2 separate regions of the Homo sapiens genome follow, and region 1 is linked to region 2. Evidence: chromatin loops called from intact Hi-C (ENCODE). Cell type or tissue: GM12878. All regions are shown on one strand. Links, peaks and the distances in the headings refer to the core of each region. The heading gives the core; the rest is flanking DNA.

The links. A loop is a pair of places that touch in the nucleus more often than their neighbours do. Peaks named below come from ENCODE experiments on the same cell type or tissue, not always from the same donor. Only the 100,000 strongest peaks of a DNase experiment are listed, where the experiment ranks them.
Region 1: a loop joins it to region 2, with 4 times the contacts of the local background. A loop is called at or near these places in 26 of 110 quality-filtered maps.

Annotation. Positions count from the first base shown.
Region 1 is chr2:46,448,455-46,459,764 of GRCh38, forward strand. It overlaps the pseudogene RN7SL817P. Among named protein-coding and RNA genes, the nearest start is that of LINC02583, 25 kb to the left of the region's middle. In GM12878, for the core only: no CTCF peak of the experiment used is centred there; no DNase peak of the experiment used is centred there; H3K27me3 peaks cover 156 bases.
Region 2 is chr2:45,630,934-45,642,243 of GRCh38, forward strand. No RefSeq gene overlaps it. Among named protein-coding and RNA genes, the nearest start is that of PRKCE, 15 kb to the right of the region's middle. RefSeq lists a silencer at 9,463-9,639. In GM12878, for the core only: no CTCF peak of the experiment used is centred there; a DNase peak (open chromatin) is centred at 6,667.

The DNA.
Region 1 (11,310 bases), core at 1,692-9,691, 820 kb after region 2:
AGTGATCCTCCTACCTCAGCCTCCCTAGTAGCTAGGACTACAGGTACTATGCCCGGCTCTCTGTTTCATTTTAAATTGTTGCTATTACTGTGCCTCAGAAGTTCATTAATCTTTTCTGGTTCAATTTATAACTTGCCAATATTTCCATCTAGTTTTTTTTTTTGTTTCAGACATTATAGTTTTTACTTCTATCAGTTCAACTTAGGTCTTCCATTTCTCTACTTATTATGCTCAATCTTTCCTCTAGCCTTTTGAATATGTAGGATATAGTTACAATAATTGTTTTAACCTTTGTCTTCTAATCTTATTATCTCTGTCATTTCTTGGTTGGTTTCAATTGACTGACCTTTCTCCTCATTTGGGTTGTGTTTTTGTTTCTTTACATGCCTTGGAATTTTGGTTGGATGCCAGACATTGTGAATTTTATCTTGTTGAGTGCTGAATATTTTTATATTTCTATAAGTATTCTTAAGCTTTTTTTTCTTCTTTTTTTGAATACCATTATTTGGAAACCCTGATTCTTCTAGATCTTGCTTTTATACACAAGAGCAGCATTTACTCTAGGGTTCATTTTCCCCATTAGCAAGGAAAGACCCTTCTCAGTCTACCCAATACTTTGCATGTTTTGAGGACTTCCAGGCTGGTATTGGAAATGAGCACTTTGCTCACCTCTGTGTGATCTTGGGCCATGGTTCCCTCTTGTCCTTTCAGGTGCCCCAGGTAGTAGTTTCTCACGTGCATGCACTGAGCAGTACTCAACAGAACACTTGAGGATGACCCTCTGTTAATATTTAGAGTTCTTTCTGTATAGCTGTCTCCTTTTCCTTTCTCCATTCTGCAAAGACTAGCCATCTTAGCTTCCCCAGATTCCTAGCTCCACCTGCTTCACTCAGGCAGACTTTTGGGCAGTTCCTGAGTTCCCCCTTCCTAATCCACAGCCTGAAATTTCTCTCCAGACAGTAAAGTATGGAAACTGTAGGACTCATCTTGCTTTTTTTGTCTTTTAGGGATTACTGTCCTTTGTTGCCTCATACCCAAAGTCTTGAGAGCCATTGTTTCATACACTTTGTCTGGTTTTTTGTGTGTGTGTTGTTGTTGTTGTTGTTTCAGGTAAGAGGATCAATCAATTCAGTCCCTGTTATTTCATATTGAGCAGAAGTGGAAGTCAGGACTGTTGATGTCATTTTAACATCTGTGACAATGGTAGCCATACCAGAGTGAAAAATATAGAGGAGAAATAAAACAAGATTTTATTTGCTCCTTAATCAGATGATAAAATTGATTTGTAAGGGTATAAAGAGCCAGGAGCAAAATACATGTAAATATTAATACCTTAAAAAGTCAAAGAAATAGAAATTTTAACTGAAAGAGTAGCAGAGTTTGTTGTAATATTGGTGAGGTAATAGACAGTTATCAAAAATTAGGCAATGTGTAACCTGATACTGAATATAGAAGAATGGGCTTACAGTGCCCATTTGGAGGTCAGAGACCTGAGCCTGCTGCAGTGTCATGGGCAAGACTCAAGCTTTGTGCCCTGGCCAGGATCTTCTCTGGTTAATAAATTCAGAACATATTTGTCAAAAGCCCCAAGTCACTCAAGTTGAGTTGAAACAGTTGTTTTCTTATTGAATAAGTCCCTTTCTAATCCTAAGAGATTTACATTTAAGTATAGGAATGATTAAATAAATCTATCTAAAAGTAACATGTTAAATTTTAAGAATACATATAAATTTAATATTTGAACCCATATCATGTTTAAGAGAATTTTCAAATTACAGTATCAAACAAATTAGACTTATGATTCTAATCTAGGATTCCTATTACTTTTAGTCTTATAATTTTAAATTAAAAATTACAATAGGCTTTAAGTTTACAAAGAATACTGAAAGTTGGCCAAGTGCAGTGTCTCAAACCTTTAATCCCAGCACTTTGGGAGTCCGAGGCAAGAGGATTGCTTGAGCCCAGCAGTTCAAGACCAGCTTGGCAACATCACAAAACCACGTCTCTAAAAAAACATTTTTTAAAAAAATTAGCTGAGCATGGTCCCGGCTACTCAGGAGGCTGAGGTGGGAAGACCACTTGAGCCCAGGAGGTTGAAGCTACAATGAACTGTGATCGCACCACTATACTCCAGCCTGGGTGGCAGGGCAAGACCCTTTTTCAAAACGAAAGAAGAAGAACAACAAAAGAATACTGAAAGTTACTATATATGTATATGTGTATATATATATATATATACACACACACACACACACATATACACACACATATATATACACACATACATATATACACAAATATGTTTCATATATTTTTGAAAATTATGAAGTAGTTTAGAAGATAATGTTGATTAATTACATAGTTGGAACCCTTTAAAAAAATAAAAACAGAATACATGGAATTTCAAAGGCAGTTTGGACATTTTAGGGGCCCCTTTAACACGATTCTAAATATTTGCTAGATCAAAAAATAGAGTGAAATCTGCAGGTTAAACTTAAAAGCTTAAGCCAGATGCAGTGGTGTGCACCTGTAGTCCAGCTCCCTGCCCCTCTAGCTACTTGGGAGGCTGAGGTGGGAGGATTGCCTGAGCACAGGAGTTGGAGGCCAGCATGGGCAACATAGTGAAACCCCCATCTCTAAAAATATATATTAATAAATAATTTTTAAAGGATGTGTAATTTTTGAAAAGCTTAAGGGAAAATCAGTTTTCAATTTAAAACATTCACATAAAATTTAAAATAAAAGTAGAACCTGAATAGTCTTTTATATGTCAGTGCTCCCCTGCTTTCCTCAGAATACCAAAAACTGCTTATTGACAGAAAGAGTCCCAGGCCTCTAAGCACAATGTGGAAACGATTGCTCTAAGCTGTGGTCAGTCACCGAAAGGTAACTCTGAACCAGGCACTGTCGTTTACAGATTTGCTGACTGAATTGTCACAATAGCTATCTGCTGCAGGGATTATTTTTAGTCCTAGTTTTACCAGTGAAGCAACTAAGGCTCCCAGCCAGGACATGGCAGAGCTGGAGTTTACGAAGTCCATGCTCTTAGTCACTATGACACGTGCAGTGTAATCCCTCTGCATTTCGTTTTTTTCACTTTGTTTTCAAAGAGTATTACAGCAACAACGTAGAGGATGGATTGATGAGAAGATAGAGCCAGGAGGCCAGGTGGGAACGGCGGCCCTGTCCATGTGATGTAAGAAGGGCATGGCCTATGACTATTGCTGGAGTTGGAGAAAGAGGACAGGCCTGAGAAGAAAGTTGGGAGAGGGCTATTTGGGAGGTGGCCATTAGACTAGCTGAGACAGAACGGTGACTCTAGGTTACTCCAGGGAGTTGGGTGGGGGCCCAGCAGAGGACAGTGGGGGCTTAGGTGGAGAGAAGGGGAAAGTTTAGGAGGGCGGTGGGGGTTGAATCTGAGTGCCTGCAGGAGCAGTCAGGGAGCAGCTAGACATGGGAGTCTGAAGGTTAGGACAAAGATAGGTTTTCAAAAACTGGAGAGGCAAAATATGTATTGGCACTCATAGCACTATGAAAAGAATGCTGTTAATCCAATTCAAGCCATAACTAGTTTTTGGCTAAAGGTAAGATTTGGTTTTGGATTTGTTTGTTAATTTTTACATATCTAAGTCTCTAAGGGCTAACATGGAATCAATGTGTGAACTAAAGCTGCCTTTTACAACCACTCCAAAGAGAAAACACCAGAAGCAACTACTGTGTATACAACTATATCCAAAAAGCAGCAAGGCCTCATTACTCAGGGGACAGAAACAGAGCATTCCCCAGACCAACTGTGGGCAATGCCTATGCTATGTGCAAGAGGAGACTGAAGAGAGACCTAGTACCTGCCTTCAAGGGGCTACCAACATCCCTTTTTTCCTGGCATTCAGGTATCTGCCATCCACAAACAGGCTAAGTAGGTCAGTCCAATCTGTACTAATGAGTTCTGAAATATCTTCCATAATTTAGGATCTGGTCTTGCCTTGAAGTTGCCAGGTTCTAGAAACTTTGTTATTTCTACTTTTGTTCACTTGGATCATCAAAGGGATAGAACACATAATCATTTTTTCCATTGTATTAGCAGGACACATCCCAGTTGCTGAGAAGTAGTAATTGAGTTTATCAAATACAATTACCTCCACTCAGCCCACCTCCTCCTCAGTTTGCCTTTCTCAATCAGGGAGAACTAACTCTACCTCTCACAAAGGACCCTTGCATATTTGAATGGCTTCCCAGGAGTCTTTGAGTGGCATATAATTACACTTAATTTAATTTTTTTGTCATTAGTCCCAGAGGCTTTGATCCAAGGTCTCTGTTATTCTGATATAAGGAAAATAAAGCTCCACCTAAAATTAAATATTTGCCTTTGCATTTGGTTTGCTGTTCATTGTACAAGTAATCTTCTGTTAGAATCTTTGGTTTCCAGCGGCCATTTCTGGGCTTGGCATCTTCTCCAGTTTCTTGTGTTTCCCCATCAGTTGTCAGGTCACCAGAAGCCTGAGCAAACTCAGGTTTTGTGAAAACTTCTAGATCAAGGTCTCAGGAGGTGACAAAGAAGGGACTCTTAGATCTCTCTTGTTTTCCATGTGAGGCCAGAAATCCTCAGACCTTGAGCATTGGGAATGGGATGCTTCTGTTGAAGATGCAAATTGATAGAGAAAAAATAAAGCTCTTGCCCATTTGGTTTCAGGCAATGTACCCAAAGTAAATCACAATCTGGCCCACCCTCCATTTGTAAACCAATGTTTATAAGTATTTACAGCGTGAGAGCATAGTGTACCTGTCCTGAAGGACCTAACGGTATTATGCAAGAAAGAAACTTGTAAAAAAAAAAGTCAGTAGTAGTAGGAGTTCAAATAGAATACAGGCTGTCAGAGATGCAAAAAAATACACAGAGGGACTTCAGAAAGAGAAACAAACTTACCAGGCCATTTCTCTTCAGCTTTTGGACAAAACCCCTCTTTCCTTGGTGGCAAAGCCAAGCATCACATTGTCCACAACTCCTCATTGTTACTTTTCTTTAGGGACTGCCTAGACTTTCCACACTTAGATTGAGGGGTTTATTATCCAGACCAACTGACTTCCTTTTCACCCTAATTCCTGGCACCATCTTGGGAGAATTGTTTACCATGTAAATGATACTGAACATCCTAGTCTTCAGGTTCTTAACATTCTCAACTCCAGTGACTCCCCTCTTTCTATACTGGGCTGCCCATCCTCCTGGTCATACCTTCTATCTCAACACCAACAAGAACTACCTCATCATTCAAGTCTTCATCTCAATTGCACACCAGATCAGAACCTCTCATCCCTCCAGCTCTCACTCAGATCCTCCCACTACAATTACTCTCTGCCCTCACACAACTTGACCTCTGAGCTCCTGACTCTACCTGGCTCTCCATATCTACCTGCACCTCCTGACTTCACTTCCGCATCCAGCCAAGACCCTACCAGGTTCCACTTCAATTGCTCTATTGTCAACCACCTCGGCACAGTCATCTTCTTGTCTTTCTATCACATCTACCCCCAGTAAACTCCGAATCCTGGAATGATCTAAATATCCTCCCTCTAGACAAGGGCTACTTTTTGAGCTGCTGGAGAAAATCTCACCACGGGGAAGAATGATGTCCCACAAAATTTATGGCATCAGCTGTACCATCAACATTCCTGGCTGCTCCTCAATGGTCTCCTCAAGGACTCTCCTAAACATGTATGTTTTTCCTCAAGTTCCCAACCCAATTTCCCTTTTCTCTCTTAGTTGTCCCTAATTCTTACTTTACAGAAACGTAAATAAAAATCTCCCAACTCCCTGCCCCTCCGTCACCACCCCCTAGAAATCTTAACTCTGTATGTCCTTCACCGTACCCCTCCTCAGAGGAAAGGACATCTGGATGTTCAGATGTATCTGTTGTCACTGACTCCTCAGGGACCTGGCTCCCTCAGGAACAAGTTCTCTTCAATGACTGTCAACCTCTGGATTCCCACTGGATTCTTCACTTCTTCCTGTAAACAAGCTCATGGCTCTTCTTTCTTTAAAAATTCTGGTCAGGCACAGTAGCCCAACGTCTGTAATGCCAGCACTTTGGGAGGCCAAGATGGGAGGATCACTTGAGCCCAGGATTTTGAGACCAGCCTGAGCAACATGATGAAACCTCATCTCTACAAAAAAATGCAAATATTAGCCAGGTGTGGTGGTGCATGCCTGTAGTCCCAGCTACTCAGGAGGCTGAGGTGGGAGGATCGCCTGAGCCCAGGAGGTTAAGGCTGCAGTGACCTATTAAATGTAACACTACACTCCAGCCTGGGTAACAGAATGAGACCCTGCCTAAAAAAAAAAAAAAAAAAAAAGTCTCCTTCAACCCGTCCCTCTTTTCGCGCTGTCACCATAGAGCACACCTTTCTTTCACAGCCAAGCTCATGGGACATGTGGTCTACAGTTTCAGCCTCCACTTTCTCACCTACATTTTCTTCCCAAGGTGAGCACCACCAATGCAGCTTCCACCCCTCTCAGCTACCAAAAGTGCCTAGTCCACATCTACATTTAGATGTCTAATGGATGGCTCAAACTCAACATGGCCAAATCTAAACTTCTGATCTTTGAACCCAAACCTTTTTCACCCATAGTCTTCACCACTTCCGTTGAGGGCAAAGCCATCCTTCTAGTTGCTCATGCTAGGAAATACAAAGTAATATTTTTCTTCTTTTTTTTTTTTTTTTTTTTTTTGCCCTCCACATCCCAATCTGTCAGGAATTCTTATGGTTCTACCTTCAAAGTATAGCCAAAATTGGACCACTTCTACATGCTCAGCACACAGAATTATTGAAATCAAATTTGGCCACCTCCCTGCCACCACCTTGACCCAAGCTGCCTGGATTCCTACAACAGCAGGTCTCCCTGTGTGACCCCACCCTCCCTACAGCCTATTATCAACACAGTAGCCACAGCATAATTTAGACCATGTCATTCCTTGACTCAAAACTCTCCATAGGCCCCCAAAAGCCAAATTCCTTCCATAGCCTACTAGGCCTTGGGAGATTTGCCTCTACTTTGCCCTTACTTCCCTGAGTTGATCTCCTGCTACTCTCCCTCACTCACTCCACCCTAGCTGGCTTCCTCGGTAGAGTTTTTAGAACATGCCAGGTGTAGCTTACCTTAAGGCCTTTTTAATGGCTATGCTGTTTCTCTAAAATGCTTTTTCCAGATGTTTACATGGTCAACCCCTCACCACTTTCAAGTATTTGCTCAAATGTAACTTCATGACCACCATATTTAAAATTAAAACCCCTGCCCAACATTCCGGATTTCCTTTGAGTATGTTCTACATTTTTTAATCTATAGCTCTTACCTATAGATATAGTATAAATGTGCATCTATCATGTTATAAGTGTACTTGTTTGTTGCATTCATTCTTTGTTAGCTATCTTCCCCCTCTAGAATGGAATTATTCACTTGGATAGCCTAAGCTCCAAGAACTGTGCCTGGCATATAGTAGATATAGATATATATATATATGGCACTCATATATGTACATACTATGCATAGTATATCTAAAATATATATAGTATGTATATAGTATATATATTATATATACGTATAGTAGGCACTCTATATATAAAGTAGGCACTCATATATACATTCTCTCTCTCTCTCTCTCTCTCTCTCTCTCTCTCTATATATATATATATATATATATATATGGAAAATAAATCGAATTGCCAAGGTCCCCAGTGACCTGCTGAACCCAAAAGAAACTTTTCAGTCCTCACCTTACTGGACATCCCTGCAATTCTGACACTGCTAACCACTGCATCTTCCTTGAACCTCTCTCCTCCTTTAATTTTCTTTCTCTGTCTCAGGCCACTCTTCCCTTGTCTCTTTTGTAGGTCTCTTTAAGTATTGAGTACCATCAGCTTTATCTTAAATCCTCCCTTGTTCTTCACATTCTTAAAAAAAAAAAAAAAAAAAAAATCACCCATACCCAAGGTATCACATTGCCACCTGAACACTGAACAACTCTAAAATAGATGCCTCCACACAGACCTCTCTCAAGTGTTAGACCTAGCTAACCAGCTGATAACCAGAGAGTTGAAAATTTAACATAGCCAAGCCAGCTCCTCATCCAGAGCTTGCTTTTTCAGTGAGCACCGTTCATCCAGTTGGCCAAGCCAGAAACCCAGGAGTGGTCCTTGGCCATTTCCTCTCTCTGACCCTCCACATCTGATTGATCACCAATCCCCTGATCACTGCCACCTCCTGATCACCTCTTATCTCAACTGCCATCACAGCCTCCTCCAGTCTCTCTGCTTCTGATCTCACCCCTGAAGGCCATCCTACAGTGTTTCAACTGCCTTGCCTCTCAGTCATCTACAGGGAAAATCTAAACTCCCCTTGGGCAGGCATGCCAGGCCCTCCCCACAGGCCTTCTAGGTCAGCGTCATCTCCAGCCACTGCCCTTCCTCCTCCAAGAGTCCTGGACCACATGCCCTCTCTCCTGAGGGTGCCTCCATACCCTTGTGGGTGCTTCTCCCTCTGATGGTCAAGTTCCTTCAGTGCCCATCTGTCTCTACATATCTCACCCTTCGAAGCTCAGATGCCACGACCTCTAAAGCCTCGTCCAACTTTTTCAAGTCACCCGAAGCATCCCACCTAGGCGCCCACCACATTTTGTACATACCTCCACCATGGCAACGACCATGTGGTCTTCTAATTTTAATAAACCTTCCCTATTGGCTTCCCATGTTGGCTGTGGTGGTCAATTATAATAAGGAAAAGGGCTCCATAAGCTGTAAAACCCCAAATAGACGTTTGTCACTGAGGGAAGCAAGAACCAATAGGGAGACATACAAAGAAACAATTATAATGATTATTATTATTATAATCGAGAAGGCAGAGAATCAAAGCTTAGCACACAGAATTATTGAAATCAAGAACACACTGCCAAATTTCCAATCGCAGGGTCAGGGAGGCATTACACCCCTGCTGATGTGCCATGACACCTATGAAGCTAACAGCTGGACATGGAGTCACCACTGCAGCAATGTTCATACCTCAGAGCCCTGCTTGCCACCAGCAAGAGCCAGCACAGCATGAAGATGGCCTCTGCTCCACGTCCTCCTCCTAGAGATCTCATTGGTGCATCTGATGGTGGTAACTTTTAAATCCAGAATACTAGGAGCAAGGGAATCTAGGAAATACCATTTTCAATTTTCTAGCCTCCCAGGTACAAGAAGACACAAGAGCTTGGAATGGATGCCAAGTGTGGGTCCACAGCAGCCCCATGCAGCACAAAGATGGAAATACCCTGTGACATACATCTTACCTTGGCAACATACCCCTAGCGGAAGACAAAAGTTTTGTGTGTTGCATGTTGTTTGTTTTAGAACAAAGAGCTGAGAGGCATTTCAGTTCCTGGGGAAAAGATAAAGATTTTCCTAATATGAATTGCTAACAAATTTCTTATGGAGGTGCGGAGAACCTTCCGTAGTGGACATTGTGCAATGCTCAACAAAACACACATTGTTTATCTTCATCATAATTTTCATAGCAGACACAGAAGGAGAATTCACATACTGGTTCTTAAAGTGACTTTTAAAAAGGCAACAGCATAATATGGACCTGGAATCAGGGACCTCACTTGTCCCCATATCTGCCATTAGATTGACTCATGGGTTGGCCATGTTAAAACTGCACTGCTTAGAGTCTGTGGGTTCCATGAAGGAGCGTGGGGGTCGGGCAGGTGAGAAAAGGGCATGCTGAGCCATCCTCTAGGCCCCTTCTACCAAAACAGCCAGAGCTGTATCTGTTTTATCTGAAGTCCACAGAAATTTTCCTTTTAAAAAAAGGGCTTCATTTCTTTTTAAAATATTTGAAAATTATTTGACCATCTCTCTTTTTTATTTATGATCCCATGACAGCATATGGAGACTATTGCTCTGGTCGGCCTGGTAGGCCAGTGTGAAACCTGGTAGGAGCCACAGAACAGTGTGAGGTTTTACATTGGCCTACAAGATCAGACTTCTGTTCAGCTGATCCAGACTGATCTAAAAGCTTATGAGTGGTTCAAGATAGCCAGTTCCATGGCTGCCTTGTCCAGACAGCAAATTCTGTGCTTTTTTTCTCCACCATTGCCCACAAAACCCAGCTCCAGTCTGGGACCATGGCACAAAACCAATCAGAATGCCAGGATACAAAAGAAGCTTGGAGATCCTGTAGCCCAGTATTTTCATTTCACAGGTGAGAAAACTGAAATCTGGAGGGAGGAGGGGACTCAGTCAGCAGCAGAGCTGGGTCCTCTCCCCCACCCCCAACTCTTCTGTAGGCTCTTATACCTATCTTCTCTTGCCAGTTCCATATTTAATCAACATCTTGCCTGCACCTAAAACTCCCTTAGAATTAAAATGCACACCTTATAATGCCAGCAGTGTTCTCCTGAGGGGTGCTGAGCACTGACAAGAGATTGGTGATTCCAAGAAAACTGCAGCAAATAAATATCTCCATCAATCATAGGAGCAGCTGTCTGAAAGGCCCGAACTGAAGGGAAGAAACGCCTCTTGCTGCCTTTTGTTCTTCCCAGAAAATTTCCTACCATCTTTGTTGTCTCCCTCGCCTCCTTCTTGAGCAGAATTTCTGGTCTCTACTCCCCAAATGAAGCCTGCCAAATGGGGCTAAGTTCTCGACCTACCCTCAAAACAGCTGAGTCTGGGCTTTGCAGGGAGAAGAACAGCAGCCCCTAGTGAAGCAAAATCCAGCCAAAGACACGGCACATTCTGGCCAGGGATCTTTCTACATAGGCCAGGGTCAGAGCTCAGCAGAGAGCCAGGCCAGCTGGCCCATTTATGAAACTGATTGATAGCTAGAGGCTGAGTCGGGATGCAGGCTCAGGGTGAAGACCGCCTTCTGAGAGCACAAGGAGACCAGAATGGTGAGGAGCATTTGTCGGAGGAGTCTTACCTGACTGTGGGCCCCACTGTCCTTCCCACCTGTCACTGCTTATGTGTGGTCAAATGAACACAGTCATCCCACGTAGAGTACTTTTGAAGCTAAACTTTCTGCCCAGACCTGGCTTTCTTCTGTGGTCTTCCCTGGTTCTCCATGGTACCACCACTCCCCTAGCCTCTGAGGCCTGAACTCAGGCAAGCCCTGTTGATTCTTCTACAGGAGGGTTTTACATCTGTCCCCTGGGCACCTTCTCAGTCTCACACATCTTCCTCTCTGGCCCAGAACTTACAATCATTTCCTAAACGGGCCTGTCCAGCCTGTCATACGCAAAAGCCACAGTAATCTTCCTGACACGACTTTGCATGTGATCT
Region 2 (11,310 bases), core at 1,676-9,675:
AATAGATTGATCTTTCTCCTTATTATGGGACATATTTTCTTGCTTCTTTGCATAATGTTAATTTTTGGTTGGATGCTGACATTGTGAATTTTAACTTGCAACACAATGGACATTTTTGTATTCCCTTGAATATTCATGAGCCTTATTCTGGGGCATGGTTAAATTACTTGGAAATAGTTTGGTCCTTTTAGGTCTAGTTTTTTAAATTGTTAGGTACAGCTAGATCAGTGCTCAGTCTAGAGCTGATTATTCCCCACCACGAATGCAAGACCTTTCTAAATCTTCTAATCAATGCCTGTGAATCCTGAAGTTTCCTATTCTGGCTGGTGGAAAGAGATACTATTCTTGGCCCTGTGGGAGCAGCATACACTATTCTCTCTAATCCTGTCCCGTAGTTCTTTCCCAGGCTTCAGGTAGTCCCCCCAACTCCAACCCCCCATCCCATGCACTCATCAGTACACAGATGAATACTTGAGGGAACCCTCTTCACTTATACAGAGGAGCCCCTCTATGTGCTTCTCACCTCTCTAGCGCTGTGTCATGAGGCTCTAGCATTGTGGTCTCCCCAGACTGTCAGCTCCGTCTCCTCAACTCAGCAATCTCCCAGGCTCTGCCTGGAGTCCCCCTCACTGCATCATAGCCTAGAAACCCTCTCAATGCATTAAGCTGAGTCACAGGACTCACCTTGTTTTCTATCTCTTCACTGTTGCCTGACATTAGCATCTAGAAAAATCATTGTTTCACATATTTTGCCTTTTTTATGTTTGTTTCAGAGAGTAAACCCTATCTCTGTTAGTCTATCTTATTTAGAAGTGAAAGTTTTTCTCATTCTTTTAAAATTTCATTTTAATTTTTATTTTGCATGTAAAATAAATAGTACATGTATGGTAGTACCTGTAAAAAAAGTTATTAAGAATTAAATCTACATAGGCTGGGGGCATCCAGTTCTGGAAGATGGAGTAAGCAGCTAGGAACCTAAACAGAATGCTTAGAGAAGCCATCCAAAGGCTCTGAAAAGTAAATGATAACAGACATACAAGGGAAAGAAACCAAAATTTGAAGTACTAATGAGTTGGTGGCGATTTTTATTTTTTTCTCTTCCATGTCTCCCAGCCTGGACTCAAACAAAGACCAAGAACTGTGGGCCCTGAGAAAAGCTTTTCTTTCTGGTCTGAAGAGCAGGAAGAGGGCCCCTGCGGGATACAGAGATTTGGAGGGAATCTCCTCCCTCATTTTAACTTTCTCTCCCATCTCAGCCCCAGGTGAGCCCCAGATACAAAATCACAATCGTGTGATGGCAGTGGCTGCCAACAGACACATAAAACCCAGAGAGAGAGGAATGCTTCTCTCTAATCATTGGAACTGTGATCCTAAAAATGTAGAGCAAATCCCAGGTGCTTTTTTCTCTATTTATCCTCCTGCTGCTTTTCCCCGGAGGTAGACTTAGTTGTAGGAAACAAATTGGAGAGCAAAGAGACTAAAGCCCTAGATTTCCATCAGAAGACCAGGAAGGGAGATGTGTTTAATATATATTTAAGATAACTGAAATAATACCAGGTTTACCGAATAATACCAAATGGAATTAAAGTAGCGCTCAACAACAGAAAGACATCTGAAAAATCCCCCAAAACTTAGACATCTAAATAATGCTTATAAATAACCTATAGATCAAAGAGGAAATATCAAGGGAAATTATAAAGTATTTTGAACTAAATGAAAATGATGTAACTAAAGCAATGCTTAGAGGGAAAGTTTTAGCACTAAATGCTTAAATGAGAAAATAAGAATAGAAAGAAAACTATAGACTGATAATCTGTCATGGTATAGATGCAAAAATTCTTTTAAAAATGTAGCAAATCTGGCCAGACACAGTGGCTCATACCTGTAATCCTAGCACTTTGGGAGGCCAAGGTGGGTGGATCACTTGAGCTCAGGAGTTCAAGAGCAGCCTGGGGAACACGGTGAAACACCGTCTGTACAAAAAATTATCCGGGCCTGGTGGTGCACACCTGTAGTCCTAGCTACCCAGAAGGCTGAGGTGGGAGGATCACCTAAGCCCGGAAGTTCAAGGCTGCAATGAGCCATGATCACGCCACTGCACTCTAGCCTAGATGAATAGAGTAAGACACTGAAAAAAAAAAAAGAAAAAGAAAGAAAGAAAAATTAGCAAGTCAAATACAGCAATATATAAAAACAATAATAAAAACCAAGTGGAATTAATTTTTGGAAGACAAGGCTGGTTCAACATTTTAAAATCAGTCACTGTAATCCACCATATTAATGTCTGAAGAAAAAAATGTTTGTACAAAAAGGTACAGAAAAAGCATTTGACAAATTTCAACATACATTCATGACAATAGTTTTTTTGGTATAATTATGTCTCATGGAATGTTTTGGACATAATTATGCTAAAAATTATTCCTTGTTTATCTGAAATTCAAATTTAGCTGGATAGCATGTATATTGTCTGGGAACCATATAAGATCCAAAATGATTTTATAGACTTGATGAATAAGAATCAAAATATTAGCAGGATTTTTTAAAACATAAGCAAGCTGATTCTAAAATGTATATGAAAAGGCAAAGGACATAGAATAAACAAAACAATTTGAAAAAGAAGAATAGAGTTAGCTCACCCTAACCATTTTAAAACTTAGTCTAAAGCGAAGTATAATAATTTTAAGACCCTGTGGTATTGATGAAACTATACACACAATGATCAATGGAACAAAATAGGCAATCCAGGAATAGATCCACAAAAATATGATCAATTGATTTTTGAAGATAGATTTTTTTATTGAGATAAAATTGACATAAAATACATCATTTTAACCATTTTAAAGTACAAAATTGACAATTTTTGAAAAAGGTATTAAGGCAATTCAATGGATAAAGGATAATCTTTTCAACAAATGGAACAACTGAACATCCATATGCAAAAAAATGAACCTTAAGCTATATATCAGAGTATAATCTATAGAAAAATTAACCTCAAATGGATCATAGATCTAAATGCAAAACTAGAAACTAACATGTTTATTTTAAAACATATGTTTTTGATAATGTTTAGCTATGACATCAAAATCCAATTCATAAAAGCAAAAAAAGATAAATTAGACTTAATCAAAATTAATTTTTTTTTGGCTAAAAACATTGTTAAGTATTTAAGAATTAAAAGAACAAGCTGTAAACTGGGATCAAATATTAGCAAATTGTATATCCAACACAGGATTTGTATCCAGAATATGTAAATAACTTTCAAAACAATAATAAGAAAACAACAATACAATTTTAAAAATAGGCAAAATATGCGAATGAACATTTCAACAAAGAAGTTACGCAGATGGCAGATAAAGATATGAAAAGTTGCTCAAAATCATTAGCCATTAGGGAAATGAAAATTCAGACCACAATAAGGTACTACTCCACACCTATTCGAATGACTATAATTCAAACACCGCCCTCACCACCAACACCAAACGAGAACACCAAGTACTAGTGAGGAAGCAGAGCAGCTGCAAGAAATTCTCCCACATTGCTGGTGGAAATGCAAAATGCAGACACTCTGAAATCTGTGTGGCAGATTCTTATAAAGTTTAACATGTACTTACAATATAACCCTGCCATCCCACTCCTAGATGTTTGCCCTAGAGAAATGAAAACTTGATGCTTACAGAAAAACTTGTACATGAATGTCTATAGCAGCTTTATTCATAATCAACCAAAACTGGAAATGCATTAAATGCCCCTCAATGACTGAATGGCGAAGTAAATTGTAATGCATTCATTCAATGAATCATACTCAGCAACAAAAAGGAACAAAGTATTGATATGATCAATGACATGGATGAAGCTCAAAGACATTTTGCTAAGTTTAGTCTCAAAGGTTTCTGAAAGAAACAAGTCTCAAAGGTTACCTATGGTACAATTCCATTTATAAGATATTCTGGAAAAGGTAATACTACAGAGATGATGAACTAATCAGTGGTTGCCAGAGGTTAGGTGCTGGAGACAGAGTTTCACTACAAACTGGTAACATGAGAGAATTTGGGGAGGAGGTAATGGAACTGTTCTGTATTGATTGGTGCTTGCACAGATCTATATATATTAAAGCTCAGAGAACTGTACACACACAAAAATTAATTTTACTCTTTGTAAATAAAAGAAAAAGATGATGCAAAAGATGTTTGGTCTTTGGATGCCTTTGGTAACAAAAAGAGAAAAACAAAGTTTGGAACTGGGACAGGCTCCTTATTTTACAATTGGAGAAACTTCAGCCAAAGAATGAAAGTAACTTAATCAAGGTCAAAAGAATTAACAAGCAAATACAGGAGTAGATTTTCTTTCTGGAAATATTTCTCATCCCTGTCCCTGACCCAGGCCCATTCTGGCAAGTTTAACTTAGCGTCTATTTTTCTTTAGGGAATATTCTAAGTTCAGAGTTTCTGTGGAAGACAGAACAGAATCATGTGCAAATTAAAACAAAAGAAATATAAATGCTATATATATAAATATGCTCACATGCATATAAAAGCGATATGGTTTGGCTGTGTCCCCACCGAATCTCATTTTAGATTCCCATGTGTTGTAGGAGGGACCCAGTGGGAGGTAATTGAATCATGGGGGCAGGTCTTTCCCATGCTGTTCTCATGATAGTGAATAAGTCTCACAAGATATGATGGTTATAAAAAGGGGAGTTTCAGTCAGGCGCGGTGGCTCATGCCTGTAATCCCAGCACTTTGGGAGGCCAAAGCGGGTGGATCACTTGAGGTCAGGAGTTTGGGACCAGGCTGATCAACATAGAGAAACCCTGTTTCTACTAAAAAATACAAAATTAGCCAGGCATGGTGGCGCATGCCTGTAATCCCAGCTAGTTGGGAGGCTGGGGCAGGAGAATCGCTTGAACCCAGGAGGCAGAGGTTGCGGTGAGCCGAGATTGTGCCATTGCACTCTAGCCTGGGCAATAAGAGCAAAACTCTGTCTCAAAAAAAAAAAAAAAGAAGAAGAAGAAGGGTGGGGGCAGTTTCATTGCACAAATGCTCCTCTCTTTGCCTGCCGCCCATCCATGTAAGATACAACTTGCTCCTCCTTGCCTTTGCCATGATGGTAGGGCTTCCCCAGCCACATGAAACTGTAAGTCCAATTAAACCTCTTTCTTTTGTAAATTTCCCAGTCCCGGGTATGTCTTTATCAGCAGTGTGAAAACGGACTAATACAAAAAGATACATGTGTATCTCCTGTTTTGCAGATTGTGAAGTTGGCACGAGCCCAGCTCATAATGGATAGACCTATGGCTGACTATGAGAAAAGGTGTCTGAAGGATGGCCCAGATAGCAAAACAAATAAGCCAGTAAGCAAACAAATGGGGGAGCCCTGGAGTTGGACCGCCTGTCTATAAATCCAGGCTCTGCTACCTACTCGATGTGGGATGATCCTGTGGACATTGCTTAGTTTTTTACCACCTTACTGGGTTCATTTATAAAAGGTATCCTAATGTAAAGTACTACAGGAGATTAAAACAAAAAACTCACCAGCAACTATAGTAGTATGCCAGTACTTTCTCATCATGGATTACATAAGATGATAGTATGTGACAAAAATGTGCATCTTAGAATTGGAGAAATATGGTAATATATATTTCGTTTGGCTTTTCTGATGATTAAAGAGTTGTTAAGGCCAGGTGCAGTGGCTTGCATCTGTGATCCTGGCACCTCAGGAGGCCGAGGTGGGAAGATAGCTTGAGCCTAGGAGTTCAAGACCAGCCTGGGAAACATAATGAAAGCCTGTCTCTATCAAAAATATATATATATTATTATTTTTTAATTAACCAGGCATGGTGGTGTTGGTTCCACGTACTCAGGAGGCTGAAGTGGGAGGATCACTTAAACATGGGAGGTCGAGGCTACAGTGAGCTGTGATTGCACCACTGCCCTCCAGTCTGGGTGACAGAATGAGATTCTGTTTCAAAAAAAAAAAATTGTTAAGGCCGGGTGTGGTGACTCATGCCTGTAATCCCAGCACTCTGGGAGACCAAGGCAGGTGGATCACCTGAGGTCAGGAGTTTGAGACCAGCCTGGCCAACATGGCAAAACCCCGTCTCTACTAAAAAAAACAAAAATTAGCTGGGCGTGGCGGCTCACACCTGTAATCCCAGCACTTTGGGAGGCCGAGGCGGGTGGATCACCTGAGGTCAGGAGTTTGAGACTAGCCTGGCCAACATGGTGAAACCCCATCTCTACTAAAAATACAAAAATTTGCTGGGTGTAGTGGCATACACCTGTAATCCCAGCTACTTGGCAGGCTAAGACAGGAGAATCACTTGAACCTGGGAGGAGGAGGTTTCAGTGAGCTGAGACCTCACCACTGCACTCCAGCCTGGGCAAAAAGAGGGAAACTTTGTCTCAAAAAAAAAGTTAAATATTGATTTCTGGCACATAGTTCTCAACCAATAGTTGTTAGCTTTTATCACCGTTGTTACTACTACTACCATTTTAAGAAATGAATAACAAAACTTGTAATAAGTTGTAAAATGCTCCTCACACTCTGCCCTCCTACTGCATATCTTACCCACTTTGCTGTTGAATTTTCAAGCCCTGGTTCCTGCAAACATGAATGTATGGATGTCACCAGAAAAAAAACAAGAGAAACATTGACCACTTCTCAGTTCTTGTTAGAGGAAAACCACAATGACACATTAAATGTTGTGGCAGCAGGGTCAGTTCTGGCATGCACATGATGGTTCTCACAGGATGACTGAATTGGGGCAGGAACTGAGCGATGTTTACCTGGGTCGCTGTGCAGCGCACCAGCTGGAGCAGCAGCCTTTGCCTGGCGGGGTGTGGGGGCTTCCTTGGAGACTCAGATTCCAGGGAATTATAAAACACACTCACCGGCTCATTTCACACATAAAGTGGACAAGGTTGGTCATAGGAGGGAAGCCTTGTCTGGGGATCTGGATCAATCCTTCACTGAAGGACAGGGGATGAGGGCCATGTCCAGGGTGATAAGAACATGGACCTACGCTGCGGCTCTGGGTCTGCCACTTGCCAGCCCTGGCACTTCAGGCATGTGGCTCAAGGTCATTTCAGTCTCACTTTCTTCTCTGTGGAAACAGAGAAAAATAACTACTCCTTTACCGCACTGAGAGATACATACCTTAGGGTTCCAGTGGGTCAAATGGCTGGAAAACCATGGCTGCAAAGGGAAAGGCACTTAACCACATTGTTTCCCTATATTTCATTTATATCATCATTCAAGTTCTTTGACTCTTTCCATGCAGTTCTACATCTCGCTGTCAGAAGGAACAGTGTATAGGGGGATACCCAGATCTGGTCCTGGAGCCAAACTTAGTGGGACGCTGGGTGCAGGGCAAATCCCTTTGTGTGCCCTGACTCTTCACACCAAAACCCCATTATCCAGGAACCACCGTGGGGGAAAGGGGAAGCTGTAGGTCCTAGAGCTAAAAGAATTAAGAATGAAATGTTCCATAGGGACGGTGTATATAACAGAAACTATTATTTTCTGAGATGCAGTTGTGCCAGCTACTGTACTTACTGGTAATTAGTGGTTACAACCCCCTATTGCATTTGAATAAATGCAGGCTCATCGAGAGGCAGGTGATTTTCCTAAGATCCTAGAGCTTCCCAGATGGATTCCTCCTGCACACTACACTGTGCTGTAGGGACGGGCACCCCATAAGAGCCATCCGGATTGCACAGGTGACAGTGCTGGGGAGTCTTCATGAGAACCACTGGGCAGCTAAGCACTAGCTAAGAATTCTTTCTTCCTTTCTCTTTTATTTAACAAATGTTTATTGGAGCCTAGGAAGACCTCCACTCCCTAAAAATACTCCATGGAATCTGAAGCACAGTCCCTGATTCAGGAAGTTTGCACAGTAGTGGGAAAGGCCATGAGTGAACCTGGGTTTCATGGGACCTGAAGCTTAAGCAATTTGGAGAGCCCTCTTTTGGAAAAAGAACACCAAATTAGAAAGTGGGGCTTGGAGGGAGCACAGCAAATGAAGGGCCCTAAAGCTTAAGCCTTATGAGCACCACTGTAATTCTGCTTTTTGGGAAACAAGCAAGTAGAACAGTGATGACAATAAAATGTAGTGTGGGCTGATGAGAGATCAGGAGAGTCACTTAGAAGAAATGCCTTCTAAGGTGAGGCCCACAGAATGGGCCAGGGAGTCCTGGGAGAGGGAATAATAGGGACAGGATGCAGGCAAGGAAGAGGAGCTGGCATGGTTTTCAGGGAGTGAGGACAGCATCGTTTTCTCCTTCCTTTCCTAGATCAGGAAGCACCTGGGATGGTCCCAAAGTGCAGAGCCTTGAGCTGCCACACCCTAGAGGTTAACAGGACCCTTTCATCCGCAGGGCTGTCATCTTTTCTCCAAGCTCCCTGAGACATCTCAGGCCCTAGGAGAAGGCTTCCATACTTGGTTCTCACGCTCCAGGAAGAACACCAACCTGCTTTGAGGTCCCTGGCCTTCTTTCCTGGTTAGCTTACATTTGCATTTGCAAGAACAAAATGAGCCAGAAAAGCTTCCTTTGTCAGAAGTTAACCCTGAGGTCTAACAGGCTCAGAGAAAGGGAAGACAGGGGAGAGGCAGAGGGAGAGAGATATAGGGAAAAGACTAACCGTCAATAGGAAATCCTTCAGTGAGGCAAAAGCTTGAGCGACATCTACCCTAACCCAAAGGTGGGGTAAAGTTTGTGCCCCTCTGAAAGCATTCAGCAAGGTGTCCAAGGGGCTGTTAAGGCCCCTTAGGGGGCAGTGTGGGCTTTGTTTCCCCGTGTGCAGAACAGTGCCTTGCCTGTTGAATTCTGATGCCAATGCACTCACCTCTTCACCTCCCCAGCCCCCAGGCCAGGTCAGCAGCTAAGAGCGGATGGAAGGTCCTGATGTCTGAGCCTGGGTCTCTGTGCAGCGCACCAGCTGGAGCAGTGGCCTTTGCCTGGCGGGGTGGGGGGGCTTCCTTGGAGACTCAGACTCCAGGGAATTATAAAACATACTCACCAGCTCATTTCACATATAAAGTGGACAAGGTTGGTCATAGGAGGGAAGCCTTGTCTGGGGATCTGGAGAACCAGGCTCTCCTCTTGGATCTGATGCACTTGAGTCCTTTACTTTCTCTGAGTTCTAGTAGCCCCGTCTTTAAAATGGGAATAATACTTGCCCTGCACTGTGGTTGAGAAGAGGGGAAAAAGGAGGGATGGATATAAAAGCTCCCTAAAAAGTTCAAAGTACAGACCATCATTACATCTGAAGCCTGTGCCAGGTGACTCGCTCATCAGCCTTCACTGCATTGCAGCAACTCTAAGGTCACCTGCACGGAGGACACTGACCACGTTTCATTTGTGGGTTGGGAATGGACCTCCTCCCACTCCCAGGAAAGAGTCGGGGATGACTCCCACCATGCCACAACTCACACCAGAGATGAGGGCAACTTGGCATTTTAATGGGCAGAAGGAGAGAAGCTGGAAGAGAATGTCCTCTCTAGACACACCTAGCCCAGTGCATGGCCTCCTCTTCATCACACCTCATCGTCCTTATCTTGGCCCACACCTGCACCTGTGTCTCTTTCACTTGCACCACAGAGTCCTCATAGCCTTTTTTATACGGAATAAGATGGGGAAAGGGAGAGGAAAATGGAGAGGGGTTCAATTCTGCACTGAGGGTTAACCCAAACAGATCATCCTTATCTCCAGCAAAGGATGAAAGGACCCAGTGGGAGACGTTGCTCACTGCTCACCAAAAAGCCAGGCTCTCCTCTTCTTCCTGGGCACACTACAGGGCTGTGCTTCCCAGCCTCCCTGGCAATTATATGTGACCATGTGACTAAGTCCTAGCCAATGGGATGCGAGTGACCTGGCCCATAACACCCTCCCAGACTTGCTCCCCAGTAATCTGTTCTCTATCTGGATGGCTCCACTGGTGACAACCTTCAGGGTGACTGTGGAAGCCTGAGGACAGGGCCACCCTTTTGATTTGTTGACCTACCCAATACTGCTACATGAGCATGAAGTAAATGACTACTGTGTTTGAGCTTTTATGCATTTGGGGATCTACGTGTTAGAGCAGTCAGCCTACCCTAATTCATACAGATCATGATAGCCCGTGGGTTTTGCCACTTCCAGGAAGCCCATGTGACCTCTGCCTTCTTTCTACCGTCTTTATCTCGATCAAATGCTACCTTATAGTGCTATTTAATCATTTCATGGGAATAGTAACTAAAATTTAAACAAGGGGCTCTCATCTTTCTTTTCAATTTTATGCCATGCCTAGCAAAGTGCTGTCCCCAAAGAGATGTTTAAAAATCATTGGATTAAATCTTTAGGTTCACCCCTCTGTGTATTTAGTAGGAAGTTACTCCAGCAGGAATGTCCATTCTTTTTCTCTACCTCTGAACTTCTAGCATCTTGTCTATGCCCATTGTCCACCTCTCTTCTTCCACAGGGACTTTCCTTACCACTTTAGGCCTCAGTGATCTATCTTTCCTTCCCTCAAAGTCACAGCACCTTGTGGTCACTCACCTGATGATTCATCAAGATAACTTTTACATTATTGTCTTAACAGTGTAACTATAACATAACATATATAACATATATGTAAATATAACATAACTTACATATAATTTACATATTACATAACACTAGCTGTGTTATATGTAAATATAACATAACTAATTCTGCAGTGTAACTATAACATAATGATGCATTTAAAAGATGGGCAGAGGAAGAGGAGAAAAGAAACTGACAAGGAGACGTCAAGCAAGTAGGAAGAAAACTTGGAGAGTTCAGATGTCCTTGAAACTAGGAGAAGGGCTGGGCAGGTGACTCACGCTTGTAATCCCAGAACTTTGGGAGGCCGAGGTGGGCGGATCATGAGGTCAGGAGATCGAGACCATCCTGGCCAACATGGTGAAACCCCGTCTCTACCAAAAATACAAAAATTAGCCGGGCATGGTGGTGCTTGCCTGTAGTCCCAGCTACTCTGGAGGCTGAGGCGGGAGAATTGCTTGAACCCAGGAGGTGGAGGTTGCAGTGAGCTGAGATGGTGCCACTGCACTCCAGCCTGGGCAACAGAGCAAGACTCTGTCTCAAAACAAACAAACAAAAAAAGAAACTAGAAGAAGGGAGCATTTCAAGGCGAGAGGGGAGACAGCATCATTTGCGGCAAAGAAAGTGGTCAAATAAGGTACAGACCACAAAAATGAGTTTTAGCAGCATGGAAGTGAGAGATGTTTCAGTGAGCCCAATGATATGGGCTGAGGAGGGAGTGGGTAGTAAGAAAAGAAAATGGAGACTG